Linked DNA regions of Homo sapiens: regions 1 and 3 are each linked to region 2. A link is an interaction called in ENCODE POLR2A ChIA-PET data of the cell type or tissue named here. Cell type or tissue: MCF 10A. All regions are shown on one strand. Region 1 overlaps NCKAP1 (NCK associated protein 1). Region 2 holds the start of NUP35 (nucleoporin 35). Region 3 holds the start of LOC124900540 (small nucleolar RNA SNORA77).

Region 1 (8,000 bases), 93 kb after region 2:
TTACTTCCCTCCTCTCTCTCAAAACCTGTGTGCTCTAGTTTTAATAATAATACCCTTGGGTTTGCTCCCTTTGTGTAATTTTGCATGTAAATGAATCAGATAAGATTTTGGATCTTTCAGCCTATAGAATTGTCTGTGAGTCTGGCATATCTTCCCAGCTGGCTAGGAATTGAAACATTTGTTCAAATATCTTGCCAAAGAAGTGAGTAAGATCTGTTCACCATGTGTTTATTAGGTTCATGCTGTCTGCATTCTTACTGCATTATAAACCACATACTCTTTTCAATCTCAACCTCTTCTAGTCTTAAAAAAAAAACCTTCCACCTCATAATACATGTTTGCCAATCAATTATCACATTTTCATTAATGCATGTGCATTAGATTGTCTACCAGATCTAATTACTCTGTTTCAATTGGAAGTATACAGTGGAAATGATATTTTAGTGAACATATACAATGAAAAATAGTTAAGTAAAATAACTTATTATTGTCAGTAATATGCTTTGGCGCTTATTAGGGAAGTTGGAGCATGATTACTGAAGAATGTTTTTTTTTTTTAATTTCATCAGTCAAAAATTTTGAGATCTTAATATTTACAATTTATGGGAATTTTAGGGAACTTGTAGTTTGACGGAGGATGTAGGAACACATAAAAGCGGATTTTAGGGAAAAGACTTGAAGGTTGTTGGTAGCTTTACATTTAAATTTATTTGTTGCTTAATTCCTTTTTTTTTGTTTTTAAATATATGGTTTCCCTTTTGCAGACCTAATAATGTGACTCACTCATGTAGAGATTTGTAACATTTTTAAAGGTTCCAGCATGGCAACTTGTGTGGTGGTGGGATTAAGAGCACTGGGCCAGAAGTTAAGAGACTTGCATTCCAATCTTCATTCTGTCACTGAGAGTTCTCTAACATTGGTTAGTAATTTGACTTTCTTGAGCTTCACTTTTCCTCATCTGTAAAATGGGGAAAATTAACTGTAAAAGGAACACTAAAGTCTATTCCAGCTCTATCTTTATGATTTTATGGTGAAGTAGTAGAGTAGAAATTATGTTTCATTTTAAACAATAACTGAACTCAGTTTAGTTTTCTGTAATGTAGGGAGCATAATGCCTGCCCTACATACTTCACAGAATTGCTTCTGAAGGTAGAGGATGGTAATATGTGAAAATAGTATTTAGGAATCTGAGCATCTCTTTTGGGCAACATTGTTTTTCTGAAATTGTATAACTGTTCAACAAAACTGCCAAATACCCAAAGAAAACATTTTGCTCAGTTAAATTTTTGTGTGTGTGGTTTACTCTCTTCTTTTTTTCCTTCTCCTTTCTTTTCCTCCACCATTACCAACATGAGATTAATCTCTGTATTAAAAAGATCTTAGTTAATACTTGCGTCTTTTCCTCCTGTTAAATTTCTGCCTGTACTGTAAAGGTCAGAGAATGAGAAAAAAAAAAAAACCCATACAACTATTACAAACTTTTTAAAGTGGAGTATTGTGGTGGTTTAAATGCAGTTTTACTTCTTTAAAAACATTAGAGGAATATTTTTCTTTTTTTCCCTATCCTTTTCTCATTATTTTGGATAAATTTATTTTCTAAGGAAAAGTTTAACAGGACTAGCATTGTAAAATTGAAAGTCTTTAGCCAGTATCTGCTTATTTAGTGGGGGAAGAAAAGATGTTTGTGAAGGGAGCAGTGCAGGGTAAAGGGAGGGGAACTGGTTTTAGTCTTCCCTTTCAGTATTGTATTTGTTTCCACTTAGGGTGTTATTTTCTCTTTTGGTCAATCAGATGCAGAAGCGTGTTCCAGAGATGCTTAGGAAAATAATTATTTTTAATTTTTAAGTAGCAATGATAAATAATCCATCTTTTGTTTCCTTTATGGAATTGTTAAGTAACTTTAAAATTTTTTAATGATTACCAGAGGAATATATGTTTATTGTCAAAAACTCAAACATAACATAAATGAGTGACTTCAAAAATTCACTGTCTGCCCATCTTTATAACTTTATAAGCTACTGAATTGTTAGTTTGTAAGTAGGGTTGTATATGTGCCAGTTTGAAATGATTCTCTTGTTTTAAGTAGAAGAACCCATACTGGAAAATGCTTTGTTATTGCATAGTTGACTATTTTAGATAGTAATAAAATTGCATCTTTAAAACTGTTTTATAAGCCATCATATGAGCTATTCTTTCAGTTACTCTCAAATATTGAGGTTTTCCCTTTTAATTTATTCATTTACTCTTCGTTTATTGAATGTGTTCCCTGGCATGAGGGAAATAGAGGTAAATTAAGATGAAGTCTCTAGTGCCAAGAAATTAGTGTCTTAGTGGGGAGAGAGATGTATAGATATTTAACTAAAATGCAGTGTGTAAGTAGGATTGTCGGAGTCTTGAGAAGGGAATTAAGGATTATAATCTGGGAGAGATGGTAAAGAGGAGAGTCACATTTGTACTTGGTTTTGAAGTATGAATAGAAACTTCAGGCAGCCAGTGACAGAAACTAACTAGTTACTATTTCAGATTGCAGAGTTTTTATTCAGTAGGATATACAGAGGGTCCCCAACTTGTGATGGTTTGACTTAACAATTTGTTGACTTCTTGTTGGCACAAAAGCTATGGCATGCAGTAGGAAGTGGTATGATACTTTCTTGTGATCTGATACTCTGCAGTGTACTGTATTACCAGATAATTTACTCAACTGTAGTCTAATGTAAGTGTTTAAGGTAGGCTAGGCTAAACTATGATGTTAGGTAGGTTAGGTGTGTTAAATGCATTTCTTCTCTTTTTTTGGAGACAGGGTCTAGCTCTGTCATACAAGCTGGAGTACAATGGCACGATCTCAGCTCACTGCAGCCTCTGCCTCCTGGCTCAGGCGATCCTCCCACCTCAGCCTTCTGAGTAGCTGGGACTATAGGCACATGCCACCATGCCAGGCTAATTTTTGTATTTTTTTTGATAGAGTTGGGGTTTCACCGTGTTGCCCAGGCTGGTCTCTGTCTCCTGGGGTCGAGCAATCCACTCGCTTCAGCCTGCCAAAGTACTGGGATTACAGGTGTAAGCTACCGCACCTGGCTGATTTATGATATTTTCAATTAAAGATAGGTTTATTGGAATGTAACCCTATTGTTAAGTTGAGGAGCATCTGTATAAAGATAACAAAATACAGTCATTCTGCATAATGATATTTCACATAACACTGAAATGATGGACTGCCTATACACAGTAGTCCCATAAGATAACACTGTATTCTTACTGTTTTTTTTTATGTTTAGATACATTTAGATACAAAAATACATACCATTATGTTGCAATTGCCTGCAGTATTCTCATTGTACGGGTTTGTAGCATGAAAGCAGTAGGCTATATCCCATGTACCCTGGGTGTATAGTAGGCTATACCATCTAGGTTTATGTAAGTACGCTCTGATGTTCACACAATGATGAAATCATCTGATGACATTAAGCAATGCATGACTGTGTTAGAGTATAAAATAGTAATGCTCTTCTTGCAGGCATATAACCTCTAAACTTCACTTATTTTCTAAACATTTTCCGTACTTGCAGAATATTCTGTGAGTTGAGAGAGCTAGATTCTAGATAATGCTCTGATACTTTTTTTTTAGTTTGAACAAGTTATTTAACATTTCTGGGCTGTAGGTTACTTACAAAGTGAGGAGATCAGTGGTTCCTAGCCAGGGATACATAATAGAATCCTCTTGGAAGGTTTTTCCAAATTCCATACATCTGGATCCTGACCCAAACTTAACTTGAACAGAAAAAAATCCCTGAAATTGTTCCAATGTTAACTACTGAAATAACTGAAATGTAAATTCTTAAATACCTGTAATTTCTTTTCCTGCTAATTATTAACTGTGGTGATTTAATTTAGTTGTCTGGGTTATAACTAAATTTCTGGAAGGCTGCACATTGGCTGTCTACTAGCAAAACCAGCTCCATGGTACTTATTTGCTCTCAGCTTCTGTTATGCTTCAAGCTGTATTTTTTGGCTTTCTAAGCCTTGCTAGTCTTATTGATTCTAACTCTTGTAATCTTAAATAGATATTCCAGTTATCTCACGTTTTTGGAATACGCTTTTATTAACCTCATAGGTTAAGAGGAGAATTAAATGAGTGAATCCATAGGAAGTATTGGTACAGTGCCTTGTAGCAAGCGTAAGAGCTGAGGAAATGGTGGCTGTTGTTACTAGTTCTATTTCTGGGGCTTGGAACATAGTGGACACTTAATAAATGTTCATTCCCCCCCACCCCCAGATTAAATTAAGCTCAAGACTACCTTTTAGGAAACATTCCTCACTATTCTATTTTACTGCCTGATACAGTTTGACATCTACTTACTGCTAAGACAGAATAATTATTTGTATTTCAGAAGTATGTGTTCCACAGTAGTCCTTTAAATAACAATTTCTTTTTAACCGCAAAGGTATGACAATATATATACTTTAAAAAACTGCAAAAACACCTTTGCTTCATAAACTGAGATGATCCTGTATATTGGAAGCTGAAAACTGTTTAAAGGCAACAGTGACATATATATCTTCTTGTAAATGGAATGGTAATTAATAACTCATTTGAATCACTAAATTTTTTTCTTTTTTTTGAATCACTAATTTTGAAGTGTATAATGGGTTGAAGTTTTTCAAGTTCATGACTTTCTCAGAACTTGTGTCTAAAGGACAATAACTGTGATTTCTATATTTTTAGATCTCAATTATTGGCTCCAATTAAGAGGTAGTTATTGATAAAATTACATTAATTTGAAAGCATTTCCAATAATTTCAGTATACTTTGTTATCAAGCCTCTTAATCCAAGTTACTAGCAGTAGATTGCTCTCTTTTCTTTTTACCTACCTAAGAGGGAAAGTGCTAACTTAAAGCAGATCGGTTGGCCAAAATATACATCATAACACAGGAGGAAAAAAATAATCGGAAAGCTAACTACTGATGAATTTGAGTCTTATTTTGCTCTTGATATAAAGTTTTCCAGTACTTATGGACAATTTTCATACTGTAATATTTTCATTATTTAAAAAATTGGAACATAAAATAATCATAGGTATATATTACTTTTACATTCCATAATTTCAGGTAACGTCTATTCTTCCTCTAGGTATTAATTTCAATTTGTTGAAAACTCAGGGAAGAATCTTTGTCCCTTTATTCCTTCAATTTTGCAAAACGTGTGGTGTTTCTTGGTTATTAAGTCAAATTCCTCTTTCGAGTCTAAATTGGCCACATTTTGTATTTTTCTCCTCATCCTTGACATTATTCAGATGGGGCTGGTTTCTGTGCCCTCACGAATAGCATTCTCACTCTGACTCCTGAGATCTTGTTCATATTTTTTCAGTTAATTCATTGTACTAGAAAATCATTTTGTTCTTCCCTATTTTGGCATTTTTCCAATTATTGTACTAGAAAATAATTGTTCTTCCATATTTTAGCAAAGGAATGTGTTTTATTCCTGAGTTAGAATAGAAATTAAAAAATAAAACTGAAGCTAGGCACAGTAGTAGTGCGTGCTTGTAATCCCAGGTACTTAGGAGGCTGAGGCAGAAGGATCTCTTGAGACCAGGAGTTCAAGTCCAGCCTGGGCAATATAGCAAGATGCTGTCTCAAAAAAATAAAATGGATTGAACTGATCAGATTTTTACCGTGATAGCAACTGCTTCCTGAGGTTTTAAGCAGCGGAGGTTTTGAATAAGTGGAGCATGTTTTTAAACATTATTTTTGGGAGGGGACATATATTTTTAGATAGTGTTTTGGAATCAGGTATGAATTTCTCTGTAGGTCCTGTCAGTAGTTGTGAAATCTTGATCAAGTTACTTAATTTTTCAGAAGCTCCTTTCCTTTCTGTTGAGTGATAATTTAGATAATTTCTAAAGCATAGGTGTTTTGCACACAATAATTGCACAGTAAATGTTCTTTTTACTTCCAACATCTTTTGTATCTTGATTATTTTGTTGTTTTTTTTCCTTCTCTCTCTTTTTTTTTTTTTTTTTTTCGAGTCAGGGTCTCACTCTTGCCTAGGCTGGAGTTTGCAGTGGTTGTGAACAGGGCTCACTGTAGACTCAACCTCCCTGGCTCAAGCAGTCCTTCCATCTTAGCCTCCCAGGTAGCTGGGACCACAGATATTTACCACCACGTTTGGCTAATTTTTAAACATTTTGTAGAGACAGGGTCTCCCTCTTGCCCAAGGTGGTCTCAAACTTGTGGGCTCCAGCAATTCTCCTGCCTTGGCCTCCGCAAGTGCTGGGATTGCAGGTGTGAGCTACTGAGCAGTCTTTTTTTTTTGGTGTCTTGATTGTTGCTTAATCTCTTGTGAATAGATAGAGGAATTTTAAAAATCTGTATTTTTTTTTTTTGGCATCATGGTAAGTTCTTGGAAAAATAGTAACATTAACCATGTAAAGTTAAGCTGTGGTATGTAATCCTATGCTGTAATAGCTTGAGGAAAGGCCTCAGTATGGGGGTTTGTGGTAGAGTGGCAGAAAGATGTGTTTTAAAGTCATACTTTAAAATGGCATAGGGTCTAGGCTTGATGTTTCTAATCAAAGATGTTTCTTTTGTGGCCCGGATAATATATTGTGTAGTTTTCTGAAACATCCTTGTCCTTCATTTTTACTGATAACATCAGATTTGTGTTTTAAAAGGAACTTAGAGATATTGAATTGACTACTGACCTATAGTTTTTTTTTTGTTTCTTTTGAGACAGAGTTTCACTCTTGTTGCCCAGGCTGGAGTGCAGTGGCGCGATCTTGGCTCACTGCAACCTGCGCCTTCCGGGTTCAAGCGATTCTCCTGCCTCAGCCTCCCGAGTAGCTGGGATTACAGGCGCCAGACCATACCTGGCTATTTTTTTTTTTTTGTATTTTTAGTAGAAACGGGGTTTCACCGTGTTGGCTAGGCTGGTCTTGAACTCCTGACCTCGCGATCTGCCCACCTCGGCCTCCCAAAGTGCTGGGATTACAGGCGTGAGCCACTGAGCCCAGCCTAGAATTGTTTTTATGGAAAATCTTGTTTCCATAATTGAGAACTCACTATGTGTATCCATGTATATAAAGAAGTTTTATTTAAAAAAATATTTGGAACTTATTTATTAACTACATATGTGCCAGGCACCTAAATAAACAGTTTATGTGTATCTTATCTTTTAAATATTTTAACAGTGTACCCTATGCAGTAGGTAGTAATAATATCCTCAATTTATGGGTTAGGTAACTGAGGCTGAGAGGTTAGGCAACTTGCCTAAGGTCATATAGGCTATTATGCACTTGACCCAAGAGACAAGGGTTTTAATTACTATGTTTAAGTGTATCCTTTAACATCACTGTAATTTTATCTGTCACATAAAATAATCCTGACTTTTAAAATATTATAATTAGAATATTCATGGAGAATAAAGTTCCAATTCTGAGAACTGGAAATTTAAGTATATAAATATTTAAATTTATTTTAGATCTTCTGAAATTTGAAATTATAGTATTTTATGTTTTATGAAAATATGCTGACTCAAGATAAAGTAAAACAGGGTACTTGGGGGAGTTTTTGTTTTTTCAATTCTGTACTTTATGCATAGTTTTCTTTCTGTGTAGTGAAATACCTCTTTTAGTCAATTCTCTGAAAAAGTTTTTTTTTTGGTAGGGCTATAAAATTCAGGGATTTAGACATCATTTTACACTGTATTCACCTTTCCTTTTTTTCTATTTTTGGGAGTATGGGGGATAGAAGTGCTCAAATGTTTAATTGAATTGGTAATTTGTTAAATCTTTTGATTACGTCTTTCTGGTAAGCCTTTCTGAAATATATTAGTCTAAAATGTTTTGATAACTAAGTTTAATTGTGTATTTAGTTTTTAAAAATTTGATACTTCAAAAGGTGATAACTTTGAGTTAAGGATTAATTTTGTGTAATATTGTAGATGTAATAGAAAGATATATGATTTCAAGTATACCAATAGCAGGCTGTTTTCTGAAAATGCAAG
Region 2 (8,000 bases):
GCATTGTGTCATATTTAGGGTTATCTTTCCTAGTGGTACTTAAAAGCCAATTCAAAGGCATCTTAGAATGAAAAAAACATAGAATACATTTTAGTGGCTCTAGAAATTATAGCTTATACTTCTTACACCTCTATTCCAAGAGCCTTAAAAGCTTTGCTTTATAATAGACACATTGCTTAATTTTTTTTAATTAATGTATTGATGAGGGTGAATGCTGCACCACTACACTTTTAAAAATTCTAGCACAAGCTTGTCCCACCCATGGCTTGAACACCGCATGAAGCCCAGGATGGCTTTGAATGTTGCCCAACACAAATTGGTAAACTTTCTTAAAACATTTTAAGATTTTTTTTGCATTTTTTTTTTTTTTTAGCTCATCAGCTATTATTAGAGTTACTGTATTTTATGTGTGGCCCAAGTCAATTCTTCTTCCAATGTGGTTCAGGGAAGCCAAAAAATTGGACATCCCTGTATCTAGCATGTCTATAAAATTATTTTAAGCAATTCACCTACCTGCAAGTAAAGGTGATCTCATTTCCATTACTCCTACTGAAGGGCCACTAATTGATCGAGGTTGTGGAGTCACCGGAGCTGGCAAATCCCCCATTAAAAATCCAGGTAAGAACTGGGCATTAACTCCTGGCTTTGGAGATGTGGGTGAACCCAGCATCATTGGTTCAGATCCTACATGAATCAAAAAATAAATTAAGGACTTTTCTGTTACAGTTTCTGTTACATGTTGATGACAAAAACATGCAAGAATCTAACATAATTTTGCAAATTTAATCAAAACTTTTAGATATAATAGAACCATAGTTGAATTTATTATTTTAAAAGCCAACAAAAAATATTTCTAGAAAAATGTAAAGTTATCTTGTATTCACTTTTTTTTTTTTTCTGAGTCCGAGTCTCACTCTGTCACCAGGCTGGAGTGCAGTGGCGCAATCTCAGCTCACTGCAACCTTCACCTCCTAGGCTCAAGCGATCCTCCCTCCTCAGCCTCTCAGTAGCTAAGTCTACAGGCCTGCACCACCACGCCCAGCTAATTTTTGTATTTTTTTGCAGAAATGGGGTTTCACCATGCTGCCCAGACTGCTCTGGAGCTCCTGAGCTCAGGTGATCCACCAGCCTTGGCCTCCCAAAGTGCTGAGATTAAAGGTGTGAAGCCAGTACACCTGGCAGCACAATATTTATCTGTGACAGCTATTTTTGTTTACATTATTTCAGGGGTTTAAAAATCACACTAATAACTTCTTTCCATTTCCGAATCAGTTTGGACTATGTAACAACCAAAAACAAGGACAGGCTGCACTACTTATACATACAAAGCTTAGCATATCAAACACAATGGGTTAAGCTTGCTAAATTGTTTCTTTTTCTTCCCCATAAAAAGTTCATCATTATTGTGATAAAACCGTAACCATGCATATATTAGAGCACTTACAAAATAACAGTGATAACTAGCACCCTAACTCAGAAACATGTTGAAAAGAGTCGAAAACTTATTTTTGTATCTTTTTTCTTAATCATTAGTTTAAGTCAAGAATAATCACAGCTGGGCATGGTGACTCACGCCTGCAATCCTAGCACTTTGGGAGGCCAAGGCAGGAGGATCACTTGAGCTCAGGAGTTCAAGACCAGCCTGGGCAACACACTGAGATCTCATCTTTTTTATTTAAAAAAAAAAAAAAATTAAAGAATCATCATTAAATATCCCCCTAATATAAAGCCAACTTAGAGAACTGAAACCTCACAATTGATACAAAATAAATCCTCACAATCTATAGAGTAGATATTATTTCCCTTATGAAGATGAGTGAGCTATATAATTCTAATTTCAGAGCAAAATAGCAGAATAAGGAAAACAATGGGCTATGGAGTCAAAGATGTGGGTTCAAGTTCTCTCAGTAAAAGGGAATAAGCATAGCTAGCATCCACTAACAGAGCTTTTGTTAGAATTATAGCAAGTATAGCTTGACCTGGTACCTGATACACAGGTGCTCAATAAATACGAATTATTATTTTCTACAAATATTTTATAATAGCAAAAACTGAGTAAAGTATAAATGTAGAATTTGCAATCTCTGCTTATGAAAATAATTTTCAACTAGGTGACAAGCCTGAGTGTGACTCATTGCACTCAGAAGGGTCAAATGTTTGCTATGTTATTTGTATGGTTTTTTATTAACTATTACTTAACTTCTAGATGGCCTTAACAATCTGTTTCTTAATATCCGAAAGCTGCCAACTATTTAGTCTTCCTCTTATTTCCCATTATATTAGGCCTAGATATTAACAATACAAGTGTATAAAAGACAAAAAAAAAAACAAATTCAATAAATGGATAAAGCAAATGCTAAAACAAGGTGTGAAAAACTCTAATTACATTGTAATTATTTTATAAAGTGCTAGTTACTATGTTACATGGCACTGTAGAAATATTTCGTAAGAAGATCCACTAAAATCAAACCAAAAGTCTAAACAAAAGCATATTCTTAACAGATATTCAGAATACCATATTAAACGCAAAGTTTTTGGTAACATTCACTACATTCACTCCCCCTCCCTAAAAGAAAAAAAAATTATAGCAAAATAAAGTAAGAATTGGCTTAAGAAAAGTTCTGATGTATCTGGATACATACAGACACAGTAGAAGGCGCAAGCCTCTAATCCCAGGATTTTGGGAGGCCGAGGCAGGTGGATCGCTCGAGCTCAGTTCGAGACCAGTCTGGACAAAATGGCGAAACCTTGTCTCTACCAAAAATACAATAAGTAGCTGGGAGTGGCGGCACACTGTGGTCCCAGCCCCTGGGAGGCTGAGGTGGGAGGATTGCTTGAGCCCGGAGGGGGAGGTTGCAGTGAGCTGAGACTGCACGACTGCACTCCAGCCCAGGTGACACGGCTGTGTCAAAAAAGAGGAAGGGAGGGAGGGAGAGAGGGAAGAAGGAAGGAAAAGAAAAAAGAAAGCACCAGACAGGAAGGAGGGCACAATGGGCTCTTAATCAGGACTGTCACCAACCACCCCTCAGGCTAAATTTCACTTAAAGCAAACTTAAGGAAAAGATGCTGCATGTCCTCAATTCCATTTCATATTCTGTGCTCCCAAAAGATACGTACTCAGCTAGCAGTTTGTTGAAGTCAACCCTTAGTTTTACTACACCAGTGGGCACCTGGAATATCTGCAAAATGTGGACTTAAACATTAATACTGGCTAATGTCAGATTTCTGGCAAGGCAATATACAGGGATTGGTTTACTCACATTTGTAACCCCAATAAATATGCACTCCAAAATGTTTTTGTTGAATAGAAAAATTTGGAACTGGAAATGAAGAGTTTTTGATCTCTAAAATACATTAAAAATAAATACCAAGACGACATCTATATATAAATTTTAATGCAGAGTATCTGCATTATTGACATTATGCATTTAGTTTTTTTATGACAGACTAAAGTAGTTCAAGTTACTCTATTCTCAAAAAGAACTTATTTTACACCAAACATGGCAAGCATTACATACCCTTCAAATCTAAAGACTCTTTCCACACCATATATATTACATTTGCTCTCTTTTCCAAGCTCAGAAAGTTATAACCTAACTTTTCAGGTAAGTCTCTATGACAGTAAGACGGTTTATTTTCCGTTCTAAAATTTTCGACGATTCTCACAAGTCGCAAAACTCAGCAGGAAAAAAAGAAATCCGCGTGCTGTTAAAGTGGTAGATTTTTTTCAAAGACGACATATTTCAACGAGGCTCCGCAATGAATAATGGGAATGAATCTTTAAAAAAATTCAGATCGTGACTTACTAGAGAAAAATACCTCCTACAATACTTAAGAGTCACTTTCCCCAAATAAAGGCGGGAAATATCGTGCGAACTCCTAGCTTGCTGTTAAGGTCAATATCTCAATGATTACCAACCACACGGTTGATTAAATGTTGCACGATTCAAGCTTCCATTAATAACAAGATTCCTTTGGCAAAGCCCGGGAGAGAGGAGTCAAAACAGGAACTGGAAGCACCGGTGATCAAGAAGCAGTGGACTGCACCCACACACTTCAGGGCACCGCCCACCCACGTGTACCGCGGTCAGTTCCTCCCAGGGATGCTTCTGGGGACCAGCAACCAGCTGGGAATCCAGCAACCAGCATCGCGTCTCGGGTATCAGAAGGAGGTTAAGGTATGGGCCAGTCTAACGTGGCTGGCGTGTGGGGGCACAAACACAGCTCAGTCACCGCCAGACGGCCTTTTCTTCACCCTCCCAGGGCCCTCAGCTTCCCGGCGCCACCTTTGTAGCAGTATGGAGGCGACGCGTCGAGTAGGGGACCGACTATGAACTTGGGGGCACCCAAGGATTCCCTCTCCGCGACTGAAACCAGCAGACGAGAGCCTGACGACTGCCTTTCAGTCTTGCCCGCCTCCAGGCCCAGAGCATGGATGGCAGTGCCAGCAAGGAAAAGCAATATTTCACTCACCTAACGCGGGCCCCTGAGGTTCCACTGCAAAGGCTGCCATTGCGTCGGCAACTACACTTAAAACCAGTACCTTCCCAATTAATTTTCAAAAATGGCGGAAACGCTCCCCACGGGTAACGGCGTGCTACCTTATGGGGTTGCGTAACTTCCGGACCTGCGCTATGCTTAAGTTGTAGGCGCCGGAGCCATTTTGGAATAGGGCAAAGTCTTTGCGCTGAGAATTTCCGAGGAAAGGGTTTTTGCACCGGGAAGGTGGCGAACCAGCGTATGGTTCTGTGAATGCTTTTCATCCGGGAATGCTTCCTGATTTGTGGGTACTTAAGTTACATAGAAGCACAGATTATTTTACTCACGGTTTCATAATTAGCGTGAGTTGACCCAGTGCTCTATCATCGGTCAGCTTTTCTGAGTAGCACCTGGAAAAGTCAGCTTGATGAAAACAGTTGGTGCCTCTTTGCAATGTCGATTTCTGGACTTAGTACATGACGCTTTTTCCTCAAAGCATGTTTTCTACTATCCGTATGCCATTTCTTTTAAATTTTGTGTTATGTAGACAATTTTACATTAAAGCGTAACTCATACGCCGTTTTGTTGCATATTAAAACATACAAAAATATAGCTAACGAACGCATAAAGTACACATGTAAATAATGGAAGATAATTATACGCACCCACGAACCCTCCACACCGCGGAATCTTGCGTGCTTCTGCATGTGCCATCCCTGCCGTCCACGTCCCCTCACTTTGCTGCTTTTCTTTAGGGCATAGTCATACGTAAATCACATACACATATTCTGCATATGTGTGTGTAAAAATATATTGTTTAGTTTTGCTCAAATACTAACTTTATAAAATAATGTGCTACATATGTATAACTGGGGACGTTCTCTGCTCCATACCATGAGGATTATTTCCAAAATATCCACCCATGCTCAGCTATTTCTTCTAGGACTTCCTAAAATCTCAAATGGAGGAAGAATTTTGTCTTTGGAATGAGGCAGTAACAATTCCAGAATTAAATGGTAGGTTCACAGAAATCAAATTTTAAAACCACTCACAGATCGAATTGACTTTTTGAAAATGGGTGTGTGAATTGAATTGTGTCCCTCAAAAATTTATGTTCAAGTCCTAACCCTCATACTTATGAATATGACCTTATTTGGAAATCGGGTCTTTGCAGATGTAATAAAGTTCAGATAAAGTCACATTGGAGTACCACAAGCTCGGTTAACTAAACCAGCACAAATGTATCTCTTACAGTTCTGGAGGCCAAAAATCCAAAATGAGTATTGTAGGGCTAAAATCAAAGTACCAGAAGGACTATTTTCTTCTGGAGGCTCCAGGGGAGAATCTATTACCTTGCTTTTTCAAGCTTCTAGAAGCCACTTATATTTCTTAGCTTGTGCCACCTTCCTGCTTTTTCAAAGCCAACGATGTAGCATCTTTGGTCTGTCTGACACTGCTTTGTTCAGCTTCTGCCATCACATAGCCTTGTGATGACATTTAGGACCCACCCAGGTAATCCAGGATAATCTTACTATTTCAATATTCAGTAGAGGTGATTAAGTTAATAATCACATCTTCAAAATACCTTTTGCCATATAAGGTAACATTCACAGATTCTAAAGCTTAGTGTATGGATATCTTTGGGGAGTAGTCAGCCCACAACACAGGGCAATCCACTTTTTAGAATTAAGCTACCAAGAAAGGTATATCAATGTATAAATTTCTACACACATTGAGGCTAGATGTGGTGGCTCACACCTGCAATCCCAGCACCTTGGGAGGCTGAGGGGTTGATCACTTGAGTCCAGGAGTTTGAGATAGTGAGACCCCACTTCTCTACAAAATAAAAAAGAAATTTCTATACAAATTATGATCTAGCCAAACAAAAGAACACTATACAACAACTAAAATGAATTAGATGGATTTGATATGAGTGTAAATATTAACCTAGAAAGACCTCTGTGATAGATATAATGAAAAAAAGTAATTTGAAAACATGCATGCATATACGGCACCATTTTTATTTAATAACGGGTTTATTTAGGAACAGATGCAGAGAAAGAGAAAAGAGTGATACTTCTTTAAATAAAAGAAGATGTTGAAAAAGATTTGCACCAGCCGGGCATGGTGGCTCATGCCTGTAATCCCAGCACTTTGGGAGGCCAAGGCGGGCGGATCACGAGGTCAGGAGTTCCAGACCAGCCTGGCCAACATGGTGAAACCCCATCTCTACTAAAAAATACAAAAATTATCCGGGCATGGTGGCACATGCCTGTAATCCCAGCTACTTGGGAGGCTGAGGCAGGAGAATCGCTTGAACCCAGGAGGTGGAGGTTGCAGTGAGCCAAGACCATGCCACTGCACTCCAGCCTGGCGACAGAGCGAGACTCTGTGTCCAAAAAAAAAAAAGAAAAGAAAAAGAAAAAGATTTGCACCAAACTATTAACAGTAAAGTAGAAAAGGGTTTGTAAATTGGAGGATTTAAGAATGGCCTTTACACATGTATACATATGTAACAAACCTGCACGTTGTGCACATGTACCCTAGAACTTAAAGTATAATAATAATAATAATAAAAAGAATGGCCTTTAACTTATTTTATACAATTTTGTGGTTGATGACAGGTGTTATTGCTATTTTATTTATTTATTTATTTATTTTGAGATGTAGTCTCGCTCTGTCACCAGGCTGGAGTGCAGTGACACGATCTCAGCTCTGGCACTCCACTGCAACCTCCACTGATTCCCCTGCCTCAGTCTCCCGAGTAGCTGGGAGTACAGGCGCATGCCACCACACCCAACTCATTTTTTTTTTTGAATTTTAGTACAGACAGGGTTTTACCATGTTGGCCAGGATGGTCTCGATCTCCTGACCTCATGATCCACCTGCCTCAGCCTCCCAAAGAGCTGGGATTACAGGTGTGAGCCACCGCGCCCAGCCCTATTTTCTTTACTTTTTAAATTAAAAACTTTTTTCCATTAAGACATTTATTTTCTTTTCTTTACCTGCATTTCAATCTTTTACCCTTTCAACAGGCTCTTTCCTTACCAAGCTATAAAGAAGCCCAGAATTGAAACCCTCCCTAGGCCTTGCTCCTCCACCTACCTACCATGTGCTAATTTCTCTCTCATTTCATTTTTTCAAAATCTCAAAAGAAGTGTCTATAGATTTTAGTAAATTATCTGTTTCCCTATCTTTACTATTTTGATTTTTAATTAATTGCAGATTGGCTCCTGTGTAATGCTCTTCCGAAATAAAACTACTGACCCCAACTATTTTTTTTTTCTAATTGCCAAATTAGACCTGCCTCCTTGACATCTGCAGTATCCAACAGCTTTGACAATCTTTTCCTAAGTACAAGTGTTTTCTTTATTTTTGGTGATGCTACACTTCCTATTTCTCATAACTTCCTACTCCTTTTCTGGTTTTTCAATAATTGATCCCATTTTTTTTCTAACCTGGGAATATTATTGATGTTCAAGCCTTTGCTCTCTCCTTTCTTTTTCAACTCTTAGTGGTCT
Region 3 (8,000 bases), 65 kb after region 2:
ATATATGCCTTTGTGATCTCGGCAAGTGATCACTGAAATGTTAAAACCTTTATTTTCTTTGCAGACTCCCTCAGCATCCAGCGGGTGCTTTTTCGGTCTGCCAGTGAGCATTCCATGGTGCTGTGACCATTTTGACCTCTCTAGGGTGATGCAGCTGCCTGGGGACACAGAGGGTAAAAAATTCCTGAAGAAAAAGAAAAGTCCAAGTGGAAAAAGGAAACAAGGCCAGGCGCAGTGGTTCATGCCTGTAATCCCAGCACTTTGGGAGGCCGAGGCGGGTGGATCATGAGGTCAGGTGATTGAGACCATCCTGGTGGCTAACAGGGTGAAACCCCGTAAAAATACAAAAAATTAGCGGGGCATGGTGGGGAGCACCTGTAGTCCCAGCTACTTGGGAGGCTGAGGCAGGAGAATCATTTGAACCCGGGAAGCGGGGAGGTTGCAGTGAGCCAAGATCGCGCCACTGCACTCCAGCCTGGGAGACAGAGTGAGACTCTGCCTCAAAAAAAAAAAAAAAAAAAAAAAAAAAAAGGGAAACAAAAGAAAGAAGGAAGGAAGGAGGGAAGGAAGGGGAAGGGAAGGAAGGAAGGAAGGAAGGAAGGAAGAAAAAGAAAGAAAGAAAGAAAGAAAGAAAGAAAGAAAGAAAGAAAGAGGGAAAGAAAGAAAGAAAAAAAGAGAAAGTACTTAATTAGCCAGAGAGGGAGAGAGAAACTAGGTAAATACCTATGCCCAATATTGAGTGCTTTGGGAAAAATAACTCAAGAACTTTTTGTAATATTTTCTGAGTTTGTTTTTTACTTTTTTTGTATTTCTACTTTAAGAAGCAGTGATGTCTAAGAAACATGCTCTCATTTATTTTACTTGTTAAGTATGTTGTTACTCTTTAAACTTGATTCAGACTACTTTATGGTGTTTTTAAAAAGTGGTTTTTATATCATCATACAATATTACATTTTAAAATGTCTAAGATGTGCAGGCCCTTCCACCACCAAATGTCAGCACTACATGGAATTTTATTATTATTTTACAAAAAGAGGAACAACATAACTTTATTGTGCATGTGTTCACGAGCTCTTGTGCATCTGTGTGTAATAATATAGCTATTTATGTCTTAGCATGGATGACTCTAACTTGCAAGCTGTAGAGTCACACAACGTGTGCTCATCTCCATGGTAACCATTTCTAAGATAAATGCACTTCTGAACAATGGTCCCAAAATAGCCTATTACCCATTTTTGTAGATTTCCACTGTGGCAGCAAAAAACAATTTTGTAAAACCTTGATCCATTCTTTAACCAACAAAAATAGAGACAACAAACACATATCCAGATCTGCAGAGAAAATATTGTTAAGTGTAATGACATTTTCTACAACAAACTCAGGATTTCGTGGATCTGATTTTTATTTTATGAATTATCTATACTTAATGTCTCTCCTGCAACTTTTTGACTTCCTACATTTAGCTATTTATCTGTTCTGAGATTTCTTTTCTTTTTTTTCTTTTTTTCTGAGACAGGGTCTCACTGTCACCCAGGCTGGAGTGCAGTGGCAAGATCATAGCTCATAGCAACCTTGAATTCCCAGGCTCAAGGGATTCTCCTGCCTCAGCCTCCTAAATAACTGGGACTATAGGTGCACACGACTGTGCCTGGCAAATTTCTTTTTTTTTTTTAATTTTTAGAGATGGGGGTGTTACTATGTTGCCCAGTCTGGTCTCCAACTCCTGGGCTTATGATCCTTTTATCTTGGCCTCCCAAAGCATTGAGATTATAGGTGTGAGCCACCTTGTCAGGCCTGAGATTTCTTATCTGTAAAATGAAGGGGAAGAAATTATCTCCAAGGACTTTTTTAGGTCTAAACTTATGATTTTATGATTTCTCCACTCAAACCATTATGAGAAGGGAAGCAGGGGAAATAAAAACAACTGAAACTTAAGTTAGGCAATCTTTGCCCCTTGTTAGGTTAAATAAAAGAGACTTTTAAAACTATTTACCGGGCCGGGCATGGTGGCTCACGCCTGTAATCCCAGCACTTTGGGAGGCCGAGGTCGGTGGATCGACTGAGGCCAGGAGTTCGAGACCAGCCTGGCCAACATGGTGAAAATCCCCCGTCTCTACTAAAAATACAGAATTAGTTGTGTGTGGTGGCACATGCCTGTAATCCTAGCTACTCAGGAGGCTGAGGCAGGAGAATCGCTTAAACCCGGGAGGCAGACGTGGCAGTGAACCGAGATCGCTCCATTGCACTCCAGCCCGGGTGAAAAGAGTGGGACTTCATCTCAAAAAAAAAAAAAAAAAAAAAAAAAAAAAAAAAAAAAAAAAAAACAAATAAAACTATTTACCATCACAACTGGATTGCATTCCCATAAATTCCAAATAATTTAGTCTTTTTTTCCTATTAAAGTTGACAGCATTTTCTTAAAGTTTAGAATATCTTAATTTTCCCAGTGAGAATAGATTGAAAAGTGTTCTCACAATGGGGAAAACCACTTTCTGTAATTTTAAAGATGCTCATCCTTCACATACCCCTCCACATTGGCTCTGCTGGGGTTTTGATGTCAGACTCCTCTAAGAAAGCAGGAAAGCCTTTGTGAACCTCAAATGAACAGGGGCAGAATAGATGTCAATGAAGAGAATGGTAAAAAGCAGAGCTGATTCTACCCAGCCCTCTTCAGCTCCTGGGAAATGGAAAGCTGACTACTTGGGTTTGGTAGCTCTACCACTCCCCCTAACACTGCAACTCCCAGTGCCATTAAATTATCTATGTTCCAAGATTTAGAGGGATAGGGAGAAGATAGGCCCTTTTTTTAAAAAATTTTATTTTATTATTATTATTATTATTATTATTATTAATTATTTTGAGACGGAGTCTTGCTCTGTCTCCAGGCTGGAGTGCAGTGGCGCTATCTCAGCTCACTGCAATCTCTGCCTCCCAGGTTCAAGTGATTCCCCTGCCTCAGCCTCCTGAGTAGCTGGGACTACAGGTGTGCACCACCACACCCGGCTAATGTGTTGTATTATTAGTAAAGACAGGGTTTCACCATGTTGGCCAGGATGGTCTTGATCTCCTGACCTCATAATCTGCCCACCTCAGCCTCCCAAAGCACTGGGATTACAGGCGTGAGCCACCACGCCCAGCCCCTTTATTTTTATAAGGGTAAACCTTTTTTCAGAGCAGGCTTTGGCAGAATTGTGACACCATCTTTTTCCTTTGAAAGCAATCCTTATTGACCGCCCAACTCTGAGCACATTTCTTTGAAATGGTTTCCTGCCTTTGGAGTGCCACATCTTCTCTCACAGCATTCCTGAATGCTGATAAGTTCTCTCCTTCTGCTCTCTTCAGGGAAGGAGAATGTTATGCCTGTCCGTGTAAGAGACCACCTGAGCAGGCTTAGTGTGAGCAACAAGGCTGTTTATTCACTTGGGTGTAAGTGGGCTGAGTTTGAGAAAGGAATCAGCGAAGGGTGGTGGGATTATCGTTGATTCTTATAGGTTTGGGATAGGCGGTGGAGTCAGGAGCAATTATTTGCGGGCGGGGGATGGATGTTACAAAGTACATTCTCAAGGGCGGTGAGTGTGTATTGTCACAAGCGTGGGGAAGAATGTTACAAAGTACATTCACAAGGTTGGGGAATATCACAAAGTACATTATCACAAGGGCGGGGGAATGTCACGATGGCTCGACCATGGTGCGACCAGCTCAGAGGACCTTACAGAGAACTTCCTCCTTCTCTTATCAGGGCATAGGGAACTTCTTACAGCACATTCTGGCCAGACCAAGACTATCGCTGTTATTCTTTTCCCAACCCCAGACCCCACCAGACCCACCCCTAAACAGACTAACTCCTCTTACACCTTCCTCCTCAATACAAGGCTGCCTACTGACCTAATCCGTGCTAACAAAGGGAAAGGGGGGTCTGGAGCATTTGCATCTACCTTTTGGACGTAAGTATATTTAAAAAGCCACCCTCTGCAGTCAGTGCCACTACATTTTTTGGCTAAAGCAAAGAATGTTGGGGACTTTAAAACAGTAGAGCAGCACCATAGAATGCCTATGAATGGGATGGTTTAGGCAATGGGCTCTTCAGTGCATGGTTTCCATCAAAGTGCCACAGAAGATGTAAAACAGCTCAAGTGCAACTTTATTTTGGTTCCCATAAATTAGTCTGGATTTTGTACCTCAAATGTCCAACCCAATCAGTCATTGTCCACAGGCCAAGTGGGACTTGAGATCACTATGCCTGTCTTGTCCTGATCCCTTGTCAGACCAAGAACGGATATACCTCTCAGAAGGCCCATTTGTCTGAATTACATAATCTTTTTGGTTATGACCCTAGAACACTTTAAAGAGGCAGATATACATTACTAAGACCTGCCTACCTACATTTTCTTTCATTGGCATATAATTCCTACGAAATTTCTTGGTGTAGGTTTACTATATAACTCCTGTAACTCTTTCCTACTATGAGAATTTAGATTGTGTCTGATCTATGTTATTATTAAAAGCATTTCTGTAATCCCTGGGTGAGTATTACTGTTGACAAGACAGGTAGCACAAGTCCTGGTAGCTTCATGCCTGCCAGTTCTTAAAGAAGAGCAAATTACTTAGAAGAAAAACAAAGTGATTCATTCAGTAAGTGGTTGATTTTTCTCTCTTTCCACATGGTGACTCAGCAAAATGAAAGCATTGGGTACATTCTTACTTCTCGAAGAAACCAGGATTTAGGAAGCACTACTCATATAATTATGATATCACATGCTGTTAGCTTAAGTTCAGTTTGATAGACATGTTTTACCCCTTGGTTTGGCTATTGCCAAGAGTGTCACTTTGATATTTGTTCTTACCATCTCTTCTTTTTAAAATGTTGATAAAAATTACCATTAAGAAATGTGAAAATGTCTAGCTTTCAACACCTGTAGTCCCAACTATTTGGGAGACTGAGGAGGGAGGACTGCTTCTGGCTAGGAATTCAAGGCTACAGTGAGCCTGTGAATAGCTGGTGTATTCCAGACTGGGCAACATAGCAAGGCCCTGTCTTTAAAAAAAAAAAAAAAAAAAAAAATTGGCCGGGCGTGGTGGCTCACGCCTGTAATCTCAGCACTTTGGGAGACCGAGGCAGGCAGATCACAAGGTCAGGAGTTCGAGACCAGCCTGACCAACATGGTGAAACCACATCTTTACTAAAAATACAAAAATTAGCTGGGCATGGTGGCGTGCACCTGTAATCCCAGCTGCTCAGGAGGCTGAGGCAGGGAAATCGCTTTAACCCGGGAGGCGGAGGTTGCAGTGAGCCGAGATCTCACCACTGCACTCTAGCCACTGCACTCCAACCAGGGCGACAGAGCAAGACTTCGTATCAAAAAACAAAAAAAAAATTGTGCTGGGAGTGGTGCTGTGCGTTTGTAGTCCCAGCTACTCTGGAAGCTGAGGCACTAGCATCTCTTGAACCTGGCAAGTGGAGGTTGCAGTGAGCTGAGATCACACCACTGCACCCCAATTTGGAGGACAGAGCGAGATTCTGTCTCAAAACAAAAAAAAAAGAAAACAAAAAGAGTTTCTATTATATTATTTTTTATTCTAATGTATTATTTTAGCATAAATAAGAGTTCTGGTTTAGATTACGGACAAAACCTTTACATTCAGGTTTGGAAAAATGTCATTAAGTGTCAAAGCTGGGTGATCATTACATGGGAAGTTAATATACTCCTCTATTTACTCTTTTCATGTTTGAAATTCTCTGTAATAAAAATGTTTTTTTTGTTTGTTTGTGTTTTTGACTGCAAGTTCTGCCTCCCGGGTTCACGCCATTCTCCTGCCTCAGCCTCCCGAGTAGCTGGGACTACAGGCACCTGCCACCACGCCCGGCTAATTTTTTGTATTTTTAGTAGAGACGAGATTTCACATAAAACGTTTTTTAAAAGCCCAGATGCAATGGCTCATGCCTGCAATCTCAGCACTTTGGGAGGCCGAGGTGGGCAGCTCACCTGAGGTCAGGAGTTTGAGACCAGCCTGGCCATCTCAAACCCGCCCCTATTAAAAATACAAAAATTAGCCAGGCAGGGTGGTGCAGGTGCCTGTAGTCCCAGCTAGTTGGGAAGCTGCAGCAGGAGAATTGTTCGAAACCAGGAGGTGGAGGTTGCAGTGAGCACAGATCGTGCCACTGCACTCCAGCCTGGGAGACAGAGGCAGCCTCCGTCTCAAAACAAAACAAAACAAATCAAAATTAAAAAAAAAAAAAACCCTTCCCACTAAAGGTAGGAATACCTCTTGAAATGAAAAGGACATAAGAGAAAAAGAAACAATTTCACATGAATTAAGCTAATCTGTCTCCCATGAAGAGAAGGAAAAAAATTCCTTATTTCTAGTACAGTGTTTGATTATATTTTCACATGACCTCATTCCACAAAAAATCTGAGGCAGTTTAACTAACTCTGATAATTGTAGTCAAGTCCATTGCTTTGTGTCAAGCTGATATTTAACATTAAATAATGATGGTGGTGGTGGTGGTGGTGATATTTACCTTATATTAACTTTTTTCTCACAAAAACAAAAGCAGTATGAAACAGATGCCAGTTGTACATCCGTGGAATGGGAGTTTGCCAGCTAGCACTGAAATCAAGAGAAGAGGTATTTTGCCAACGAGAGAATATTGTCAACACTCAAAGACATTAATGTCTAGGTATTTGAACGCTGAACCAATACCAAATATTTTTAGAACCTGTTGCTTCTTTCATTTTTGTGACCCTTTCACATATCTTATGCTTCTTCTTCATGTTAAGTTTTACTTCTTAGGAACAGGGTATGGTATGAATAGGGTGTAGCAGCAACAGATTTCCAAATGTGCTATTTTACACAGAGCAGTCTTGAAAGCTGAAAAGCTGGCTGGGCCTACATTAGCAGCCAGTTTCTGAGACTAAATTTACAATATTTCTGCAATCATTCTGAGGCAGACTAACTATGGCTTATGTAATGTGCAGAAGCCACAGGATTTCTTTAAAACACTGTACATTTCATTAAGGAAACATCCAACCCTTTATTACTTATAACAATAAGAAAAAGGGATATGTAGACAAATGATAACTTGCAGACCATTAAAAGACTTTTTGGTAATCAGCAGTTTCCATTTCTTCTTTTATACAAAACTGTTTAGTTAAGGTGTTCAAATGAAAGCAAAACAAAACAATTTGAGTCTCATGTTTTCAGTTCTCCTTCCCACCCTCTGTTGGAGGTGCCAAAGGTCTTGGCAGCCAGAGGGAGGCAGATAAAGAGAGAACTTGAGTAAATGATCTACAGTGGAATATTTAGTCCTGATAAAATGTTGATAACAGAGGCTACCCTATTACTGTCATGGAAAGATTGCCATAGGGTAATGCATTGAACTCATTAGGAAAGAGGCTCTTTTACAGATCCAGATGACATTCTAAAAAGCTTTAGGTTTTTTTGTTTGTTTGTTTTGAGATGGAGTCTCACTCTGTCTCCCTGGGTGGAGTGCAGTGGCGTGATCTCTGCTCCCTGCAACCTCCACCTCCCAGGTTCAAGCAATCCTCATGTCTCAGCCTCCTGAGTAGCTGGATTACTGGTGCCCGCTACCATGCCCAGCTAATTTTTGTATTTTTAGTAGAGACATGGTTTTACCATGTTGGCCAGGCTGGTCTCAAACTCCTGACCTCGGGTGATCCACCCGCCTCAGCCTCCCAAAGTGCTGGCATTACAGGCATGAGCCACCGCCCCCGGCATAGAAAGTTTTCTTTTTAACATTTATGCCAGGTTAAACCCGGATGCTTAGCACATGATTACCAGGGTATACAATCGCTCCTGTTATGCCATTTTTGATAGACTCATTACAATGCATAGTGGTTTCAAATCTAGGGTCTCTGGAGCTTTATATGGTCTTAACGAAACCATAAACTATTTAAAATTGTACTACAATATTTGTATATATTTTATGGATAGGATGACCAGCTTCAGCAGGGGGATCCATTACTCAAAGCTAATTAGAG

What was found. Peaks named below come from ENCODE experiments on the same cell type or tissue, not always from the same donor. Only the 100,000 strongest peaks of a DNase experiment are listed, where the experiment ranks them.
Region 1: POLR2A ChIA-PET joins it to region 2 with 12 read pairs; 11 of 35 experiments call an interaction of 5 or more read pairs at or near these places.
Region 3: POLR2A ChIA-PET joins it to region 2 with 21 read pairs; 5 of 35 experiments call an interaction of 5 or more read pairs at or near these places.

Annotation. Positions count from the first base shown.
Region 1 is chr2:183,027,842-183,035,841 of GRCh38, reverse strand. All of the region lies in intron 1 of NCKAP1 (NCK associated protein 1), which reads left to right. Among named protein-coding and RNA genes, the nearest start is that of NCKAP1, 6.6 kb to the left of the region's middle. In MCF 10A, no CTCF peak of the experiment used is centred here; DNase peaks (open chromatin) are centred at 181 and 3,451.
Region 2 is chr2:183,120,971-183,128,970 of GRCh38, reverse strand. NUP35 (nucleoporin 35) reads right to left here and starts at 4,528. Exons shown (of 9, transcript NM_138285.5): 1 at 4,474-4,528; 2 at 514-684. The coding sequence starts at 4,513. LOC124907917 (a long non-coding RNA gene) reads left to right here and starts at 4,014. Exons shown (of 2, transcript XR_007087331.1): 1 at 4,014-4,178; 2 at 4,264-5,054. RefSeq lists an enhancer at 3,710-4,478. In MCF 10A, no CTCF peak of the experiment used is centred here; DNase peaks (open chromatin) are centred at 4,080 and 4,620.
Region 3 is chr2:183,056,407-183,064,406 of GRCh38, reverse strand. LOC124900540 (small nucleolar RNA SNORA77) reads left to right here and starts at 61; the gene lies at 61-172. In MCF 10A, no CTCF peak of the experiment used is centred here; a DNase peak (open chromatin) is centred at 4,656.